2 separate regions of the Homo sapiens genome follow, and region 1 is linked to region 2. A link is a loop called in an ENCODE intact Hi-C map of the cell type or tissue named here. Cell type or tissue: natural killer cell. All regions are shown on one strand. Each heading gives the region's core, and the rest is flanking DNA. Links, peaks and the distances in the headings are about the cores only.

Region 1 (4,248 bases), core at 249-4,248, 69 kb after region 2:
TAAAGTGGTTGGCCTCAGATAATCTGGACCTGCACTGTCCAATACCGTAGCCACAGGCTACATTTCCATCACGGCAAACAGGCCTTTTCCGAACGTCCCTCAAGTTATCCAGCTCCGGCTTTCTAACCTCCAAGCATGGGCACTCACTTTGTCAATGAAGAAGGAAAACTTGTTGAGTTTCTTGATCTGCTCCTGCTCCTACTACTTTACCTCCTAGACCTCAGTGTCAATCATCACATCCAGAGACTCCAACAAGCTTTGGTTTATCACAACTTCCTGGATGCCTCCAGGGCAGACCAGAGAACCTACAGACCCATGCTCCCCAAAACCACTGTCAAGACCAAAGCCCTCCTTGCTAGGCTTCCCACCCCAAACTGTCCACCTCCATAGCTCCTTTGTCTGCCTCCATGGTCCCGGCCTCCAGCCATGATGATGGAGATGCTCTTTCTCCCCGCAGGGCTAACGAGACTCCAGCTGCTATAACCGCCTGGCTCAGCATAGCCTTGGCTTCGTGCCCCTCTGTGCTGTTCCACAAGAGTGGCAGCCTCTGCCAAGGCTGTGCTGCTCGTCTCTGGCACCCTCCCAGCAGCATGACCCAGCCACTACCAAAGCCTGTGCTCTGGCACCTCAAGCATACACCTGCCTGCTCACAGTGACTCCAAGGCAGTGAGTGACATAGAGAGGTGGGAAGAAGGTGTCTCCATGTTTCCCTGCCAGAATGCTGAGGTGTCACCTTATACCTCTCCTGGAGCTGGCAGTGGGCCAAAGACAAATTCATGGGTTTGGCTACCCTGACACTAAAAGTGACAAAAAAATAAATACAGCCTTCTACTTGGGAACAGTCAGTCTAGTAACTATTGCTTAGTTAGCAGGGTTTTCTTATTATGGTCTACCTGTCAACTATCTGCTGACCTAGGCAATATGAGGTGTGTATGATTATGCCCAAAAAGCTATCAGGTCGGGTATTTTCTGAGATTGTTGCTATTTCAGCACTTTTAGTTTCTACCAGAGTGATATTAAAACCAGAGATACATCTTCCTAAAGCTTTAGGACAGAGACACTGATGAATTAGAAACTGATATCTGTAAAGGAAAGTGATTTAGAGACACATACTAAATGGAATTTTCTACAGTTGGTGAGAGTTACTTCCACCTCCCTACCAAAAATATACACAGTATCCTGTATATATTTTCCCAAAACAAGTGTCCAAAAAAGGGATTAGGAGTTAACTGTGTCCACCAATGAAATATTACATAACTAATAAAAATTACTGGGCTTATGCAAACCAAAAAATTCTGTTTTAATGTTAAGTGGGAAAAGGAAAAATCAAAATTGAATAATCAATATGACCACTAAATCCTAGGCACAGAAAAGAAGGCCTAGGATAAGACTGGAGGTATAGGATGAGCAGAGAAATATTGTTTAACTGACTAAAGCTAAATACTTTAGAAAAGCATGTTCAAAAAGAAAATACATCAAAGTGTTAACAGTAGTTGTTTTGTGTAGTGGTGAATTTTTTAAATTTTCTATATTTCTATTTTTCCAAGATTAAAATAATAAGCAGGTATAATTTTTACAACAGAAGCAATCAAGCCCCATAAGGCTTCAAACTCCTCTATGGGGAGGTGAAGCAGGTCTTCTTTTAGAAACTGTGATATATATATATATATTGGAATACTACTCAGCCACAAAAAGGAATGAATTGACAACATTTGCAGGATGGGACTGGAGACTACTATTCTAAGTGAAGTAACTCAGGAATGGAAAACCAAACATTGTATGTTCTCACTCAGAAGTGGGAGCTAAGCTGTGAGGATGCAAAGGCATAAGAATGACACACAGAATTTGGGGACCCAGGGGGAAAGGGTGTGAAGGGGGTGAGGGATAAAGGACTACAAATCAGGTTCAGTGTATACTGCTTGGGTGATGGGTGCACCAATATCTCACAAATAACCACTAAAGAACTTATTCGTGTAAGCAAATACCACCTGTTCCTCAAAAACCTATGGAAATAAATTTTTTTTTTTTTTTAACATTCAAGCAGGCCAAGAACATTGGGTCCTTCTTTCGGTCACTCCATAACTATTTGGCCAGCTGCCTGAGAGAATATTCTGGGCTCAGGATTCTCTTTGTATATGTTTTATCCAGGTCAGAGAAGTGCAGACTTACTCTTGTCTTGGGCCCCTCCTTCTCTTCTTTCCCCTGAGTCCGCATACCTGTAAAGTCACCTGTGAGATGACACGCGTGCCTGGCAGGGCCCAACAGCCCCTCTCAGCTAGTCTCCTTCTCTGGATCCAGGTGAGAAGCAGAGGTGTCTTCCCCATGCTATGATCCTGTACCCTTCCTGCTTAGCCAGGCCCTACCCTGCGGTCCCACCCACTGTCTGAGTGCCCCTAACCCGGCCACTGGGGAGAGAGTCAGGCAAAGGAAGAACACGTGGTAGGATATGTGGTGGAAATGATGTGAAATGCAAGAGCCATAGCCGTGGTTTCCAATGCCAGCTCTACCACTTCCTAGTTTTGTGATTGTGGACTTTTCAGCCTTAGCTTTGCTATCTGTCAAATGTGGTGATAATGACACCTGTCCTTGCTACATAACCAAGGTGTTATACAAACTGTTCGGGGTTGGCGGGGGTGGGGGGGCAGTGGAAATAAATGTTAGTTTTTACCACTGAAATTTTACAAAGATAAATGTTTAAGTCCACATCTTTTCCCAGCAGCAGCAACAGCAACAGCAACAGCACGGGTATCATGTATTGCCCGATTATTGTGTTTCACAACTGTAAGTGCTTTACAAAGATAATCTCCTTTAATCTCCACAACAGTACTATGAGGCAGCCACTGTTATTATCTTCATTTTTTTAGTAGTGAAAACTGAGGTTTAAAAGATGAAGCACTTTGCCCAAATGACGCAACTAGTTAAGAATTAGAAACAGGATTTGAACCAAGGCCAACTGATTCAAGAGCTCAATACAGAAATATTGAGTTGGGCCCATAAATGCTGAGGAGACATGAATTGGGACCCCTGCTTGGAGGTAGTGCACTTTGAGCAGGTTTCAGGGGAAGAGAGGAAGCAGGGAGAGGGCAGTCTTATCAGGGATGAGGTGGGAGCCTCACTAGCCCCACTAAAGAGAGTTGAGAAAGAGGTCTTAGCAGGGGTCACAGAAAACCAGAAGGGGGAGAGTGAGACCAAGGTGACAGGACAGGCCAAGGCTAACGAGATTAACTATGACAAAAGTGACAGGAGGAGGGTGGGTGCCCAGGCCGAGACAGAATATAATTGTACAGTCTCCACTATTTCTTTTCTCCTCCTTTTCAGGCAATTCTGGGATTCTAGTGAAAGTCATCACCTTCTTAAAAATTTCTGATAATTTTTCTTGAGTACTCTGCATATTTGACCCCAGATAAACTTCTGTCAAGGTCATGAACTTGAGAAAGTGTTCTTCTATCTCTTAGGAAATTTCCAGTCTAAATAGGCAAAGCAAAAGTCTGCTATAAGGAGTCCCCAAGCCCTCTCTCTGCTCCCAGCCTCCCCGTGCGTCCTGGAACCCTCTCCTGTGCACACTCCGGCCCCAGCTGTTTCAGCAGGCTGCTGGCTTCATTTTCCTTAAGACCCTGAACAGAAACCTGTGGTTGCTTCTAATGCTCTGCCACGATGGCTACTTGAAAAAAATAAATCTTTTTAGTTTTTGTAAAAGAAATACATGCTTTGTACAAAAACTCAAACAATAGAACACAGTATAAGAGCACAGTGTAAAAGTTCATTCTTTTCACACTTTGTCACTCTGTCTCGTCTCAGGGCTACTGCTAGCCTATAGAGTGCATTCGTGACTATTAGACAAAGATGTTCCTTCCTCCAGACAGATAAAAAAATATTTAATGAAATGGCAAGTTGAATCCAGCAATGTATAAAAAGGTTAATATTTGGGAGGCCGAGGCAGACAGATCACGAAATCAAGAGATCGAGACCATCCTGGCCAATATGATGAAACCTCTTCTCTAATAAAAATACAAAAATTAGCTGGGCATGGTGGCACATGCCTGTAGTCCCAGTTACTCAAGAAGCTGAAGTAAGAGAATCACTTGAACCTGGGAGGCGGAGGTTGCAGTGAGCCAAGATTGTGCCACTGTACTCCAGCATGACAACAGAGCAAGACTTCATCTCAAAAAAAATAAATAAATAATAATAATAATAATAATAATATAGCATGACCAAATGGAGTTTATTCCAGGAATACAAGATTAATTT
Region 2 (4,520 bases), core at 245-4,244:
TCCTTAATACATGAAAGCCACAGGGAGGTGAATGGAGGCCACTACTTAGGCCAGAGTCCCCATCCTCCCAAGGCCTGTCCCCATTATCTTGAGGCCTGTAGAGGTGAACATCTTTGGGCACACCCATGACACAAGACAAATTTGAAAGCTGCTTAGACAGCTAGACTCTGCCGGCCACAGCTGAGGGACTTAGAAATCCACCCAGCCCCACTGCAGATTAAGCATCTCTAATCCAAAAGTCTGAAATCCAAAGTGCTCCAAAACTTTTGGAGCATTTTATTTAAAATTTGTACAAAATTATCTTTAGCCTACGCAGAAGGTATATATGAAACATAAATGAAGTTCATGTTTTGATTTGGGTTCCATCCCCGAAGTATCTCATTATGCACATGCAAACATTTCAAAATCCAAAGTCAGGAATGTTTCTGGTCCCAAGAATTTTGGATAAGGTATACCCAATCTGTATTGACTTTGGAAAATCTGAGATCTCCCACCCCCTACTAAATAAGCACATGAAAGCCTGTGTCCAAACTACTATGTTGCTGTGATTTAAATTCCCTCTCCAGGAGCCCATGTGTCCATCTTTCTGGTTATTTAATTAAACTCTCCTCCTCTTCCAGGAAGCCTTCCTTGCTTAGCCTCTCTATTCCAGTCCCTTACTAGCATTGCTGCCTTAGGCTGCCCTTCCCTGATTTACATGAGTGTGTATCTGTCTCTTCCAGCAGCCTGAGATTGCCTCCAGAGCAGCCTCATCTGAGTTGGCCTGCAGCTTCCCAGCAAGAGTCCTGCACGCTTGCTGGGGAGAAATGGAGGGTGGCACATCATCACTAGAGGGTGGAACATTTGGAAAGATTAACAGACTGACAGAAGCATACCTCTGACAACACTCAAGGACAACTTAATGAATATACAGCAGAAATTCAGAGTCTTTAATTCAAACAAAAGAGGAAATAGATGCTGCCATTCTTAGGAATATTTACACCCTGAGCCACGACATCTGGACTAGGCAGTAGCACTCAGCGACAGAAAAGCCAGCTCCACTCACTGAGCTCAGCTCATGGCACCAAAAATTGAGAGTCAGAAGCTATGTAGGACACAGCCCCAGAGAGACTGTGGAAGACAAATCACATACCCACAGTCCTGACAAAAGGCAATGTAATTACGCTGCCCTCATCAAAAAGAATGGTGACTTTGACAGCCCTTTTGTTAAAAAGGCAGTGACACACCACAGAAAAAGCATAGATCCTTGTGTCGGCCAGGCCTGACTCTGGCACATAGGTGGGTGACTGGGGCCAGTTCAGCAGCCTCTTGGGATCAGGCTCCCAGTCTGTTCCAAGGATGCTCATTGCATCTTCTTTGCAGGAATGGATGAGAACAGGAGGCAATATGTGTAGGGTGTCTGGCATCTAGTAGGTGCTTGACAAATGATGGTAGCTATTGCTGATAATGAAGGAGGTGGGTGGGTGACACAGGCTGGCAGAGAATCCCCAATACACCTTCACTTGGCTTTGTGGAGATGGGTGCAGCTGGTGGTCTACAGATGTACACGTGGTGTCCTAAATATTGGCGTCATCCTGCAAAGTTGTTTCTGATGGAGCAAGTAAAGGCTGTCTAACTTCTCACCACCTGCTTACAGGTCTCGTGTCACCCCACCATGCTGGCAGGGGATGTAAAACCTCTCAGACAGTAGCTAACTTGGCCTAAGCACAGAACAAACCAGCCCCTCCCCTGTCGTCTCCTGCTCCTTCCCTCTTTCTAGGGATGATCACAGCTTCCTTAGGGCCAAGAAGGTTATAATGGCTTGTGCCTCCAAAGCCTCCTGCCAGCCAAAGGCAGCGAGGAAAATGAGAAGTCGTTAGTCCACATGGGACCTAAGGAAACAGGGAAGGTGACTGTGTCAATCAGAGCTTGAAAGTAAAAGCTAAACCACGATGCAGACAGTTGAGTGTACTACAGACAGTTTTAAAACTCAGGGCCTGGGAACTTGGGTGTGGCAGACACCTTTGGGGGTGGCAAAGTCACCTCTTCTTCCAAGTGCTGAGGTGGGTGAGGCCATGGGTCTAGCGGGTGGCTTTCCTTGCTGGGATGCTGGCTGGGGTGCTCTTGCCCTGGGTGTCCTTGAGGTCTCCCCCTCGCGCCTCTGTGGTCTTGGTCTGCCCGCTCTGGGTGCTGCCAGAGCTGCCTGCCACAGCGCTGGCCCCAAGGTCAACACCCGCAGAGCTGGGGTGGTGGTAGCTGTAGCTGCTACTGCTGATGACAGCTGAGGAGGAGGGGCCAAGAGCAGGGGAGAGGAGCAGTGTCAATCAGCAGATAACAGCTATGGTAACGGCTGTCCCCAAGGGCTTCTCCACAACAACACCTCATTTAATCCGCAGAACCACCCTCAGTAGTCAAGAAGCACTACAGAGATGAACTGAGAGCCTATTACGGGCCGGACTTCGTGTGAGGTGAAGACCCCATCAGATAGATACAGTCCCTGCCCTCCTGGAAATGCTAGGAAAATCCATGTCCACCAACCCTTTCTCCAAATGACAACGTCCCAGGGGAGAAACAGGAAGGGAAAAGGGTGGGCATGACCTCAGTCACCATTTCACAGGATGAAAAGGGAGAACATTTCCTTTGAAGCCCAGAAACCTTCCCAAGACAGTAACAGAAGCTTCTTGGGAGGTGAGACAGTAAATGGAGGTGACATCACTTTGTCCCAGGGTCCCTGGCTTTCCCAACCCAAGGCATCTCTCAAGAATACTCACAGATGCTCACAGAGGATGGATTCTCACCAGACATCCTGTGAGACAGAAAGTTAGAGAAAGATAAAAACTCAGTGTCGAGATTCCACTAAACATCAATGGGCTCCTGCTTTTATACGTGCATCATTTAAACTCATCCTTATAACAACTTACGAAACTGACACTATCGCCTTCATCTTACAGATGAGAAAACAAGAGTCCTGGAGATACTAGATGATTTACCGAGACCACACCACTAGCATAGGATAAAGCCAATAATTAGCCCCTGCTGAAGAGCCAGTCATTAGCCCCAGGTCTGTCTGAGCCCCCGGTTCTCATCACAGCAGCACACGGCCATCTACGCTTCATGGCTCATGTCCAACAACCCCTTGCAGGAAGCTGCCTCTGAGTTCACGAAATCACCACATCTCTTGCTTGTATTGGCACTAACCATGTTGTTCTCCAGGTGGCCCCTCAGCCAGACAGGAGCCACACCCCAGTCCCTTCTCACACTTTCCCCTCCACCCCACCTACCTGCACTCCTCGCCCTCCAGCAGCTTGCGGTAGGTGGCAATCTCCATGTCCAGGGCCAGTTTCAGGCTCATGAGCTCCTGGTACTCGCGCAGCATCCGCGCCAGCTCCTCCTTGGCCTGGTGCAGGGCGCCCTCCAGCTCATCCAGCTTGGCCTGGGCATCCTTCAGGGCATTGTCTCCCCGCTGCTCAGCGTCAGCGATGGCCGTCTCCAGGCTGGCACGCTGAAGGGCAAAGAACAGAGAGACCATCAGAACAGAAAATTACATTTAGCTCATACCAGTTAAGTAGAACAATGCCCTCATTTTGCAGATGGGGCCCTAGGTGACAAGGAGTAAAAGCTGCAAAGCCAACACCAGAACTTTGTCTCTTCTATTTTCTATTGCAGAGGAGTATTCAAAGCTGTTATCACATGAAGCTGTGGAAGCAGTTGCATTTCAGGAGGTCAGGAAGAAATGTCGATGTTTGCAAAGTTAGATAGTGCCTGAGACCGGAGGCCACCAGTATCTACAGATTCAAAATACTACAGGTTCAGGAAAATCATGCCCGATCCCCTAGCAAGGCCAGCCCTGAGGATGAGACAGTATGCCACGGTCCCACTGTGATCAGATTCCTGCTGCAGGACCTCTCCCCATTGGGGATCCTTCTGATCTGTTAGCATCCAGATGAGTGTTTCTGGACTCCAGCACTCTGGGGAGAGTCTGTGTGAAGGCTCCCACATCTGGCCTTCCCTTAGAGCAGGAGGATAAGGCCCTAAATTATAGGCACAACCTCAGAAGCTGGACTCTGATGAACATCTGGGGGGCATTGCGATGCCTGTTGCTAACAGAGAGGGAGGAACTATGCTCATGGAATTTGTGAATCGGCCAAATGTAGAGTCGTAGAGTTGTCCCTGTGTTTGCCTGCAGAGCATGGAGGGTTGTGGGGGCACCAGAAGGAGAACAGGCTCAGATCTTTCCGCTGGTCAATTCTATCACTAGCAGAGCAGACCTGGTTCTCAGAGAGGTCACAGGAAGGATCCTCCAGCCTCCAATATCATCTCCCCACTGACGCAGTGTTTAAAATTTGCTGCTGTCAGGTAAGACAGGCCCCCCACCCCCACCCCCCCGCCCACTAACATGGAAGTAGTACCATGGCACAGGGCAAGGGAACCCAGGAGGGCTTCATCGACAGCTGTGTCCCTCAGTCAACAGACCATGCCCCACTCCGAGAGCAGGAACCTGGTGTGGCCAACAGAGGCGCCTGATGCATACCCTCTGCACC

What was found. Peaks named below come from ENCODE experiments on the same cell type or tissue, not always from the same donor. Only the 100,000 strongest peaks of a DNase experiment are listed, where the experiment ranks them.
Region 1: a loop joins it to region 2, with 6 times the contacts of the local background. A loop is called at or near these places in 1 of 110 quality-filtered maps.

What each region holds. Positions count from the first base shown.
Region 1 is chr12:52,633,945-52,638,192 of GRCh38, forward strand. It overlaps the pseudogene KRT128P. Among named protein-coding and RNA genes, the nearest start is that of KRT2, 16 kb to the right of the region's middle. In natural killer cell, for the core only: no CTCF peak of the experiment used is centred there; no DNase peak of the experiment used is centred there.
Region 2 is chr12:52,564,909-52,569,428 of GRCh38, forward strand. KRT74 (keratin 74) reads right to left here. Exons shown (of 9, transcript NM_175053.4): 7 at 3,261-3,481; 8 at 2,751-2,785; 9 at 874-2,260. The coding sequence ends at 2,061. Among named protein-coding and RNA genes, the nearest start is that of KRT74, 6.7 kb to the right of the region's middle. In natural killer cell, for the core only: no CTCF peak of the experiment used is centred there; a DNase peak (open chromatin) is centred at 2,083; H3K27ac peaks cover 2,245 bases.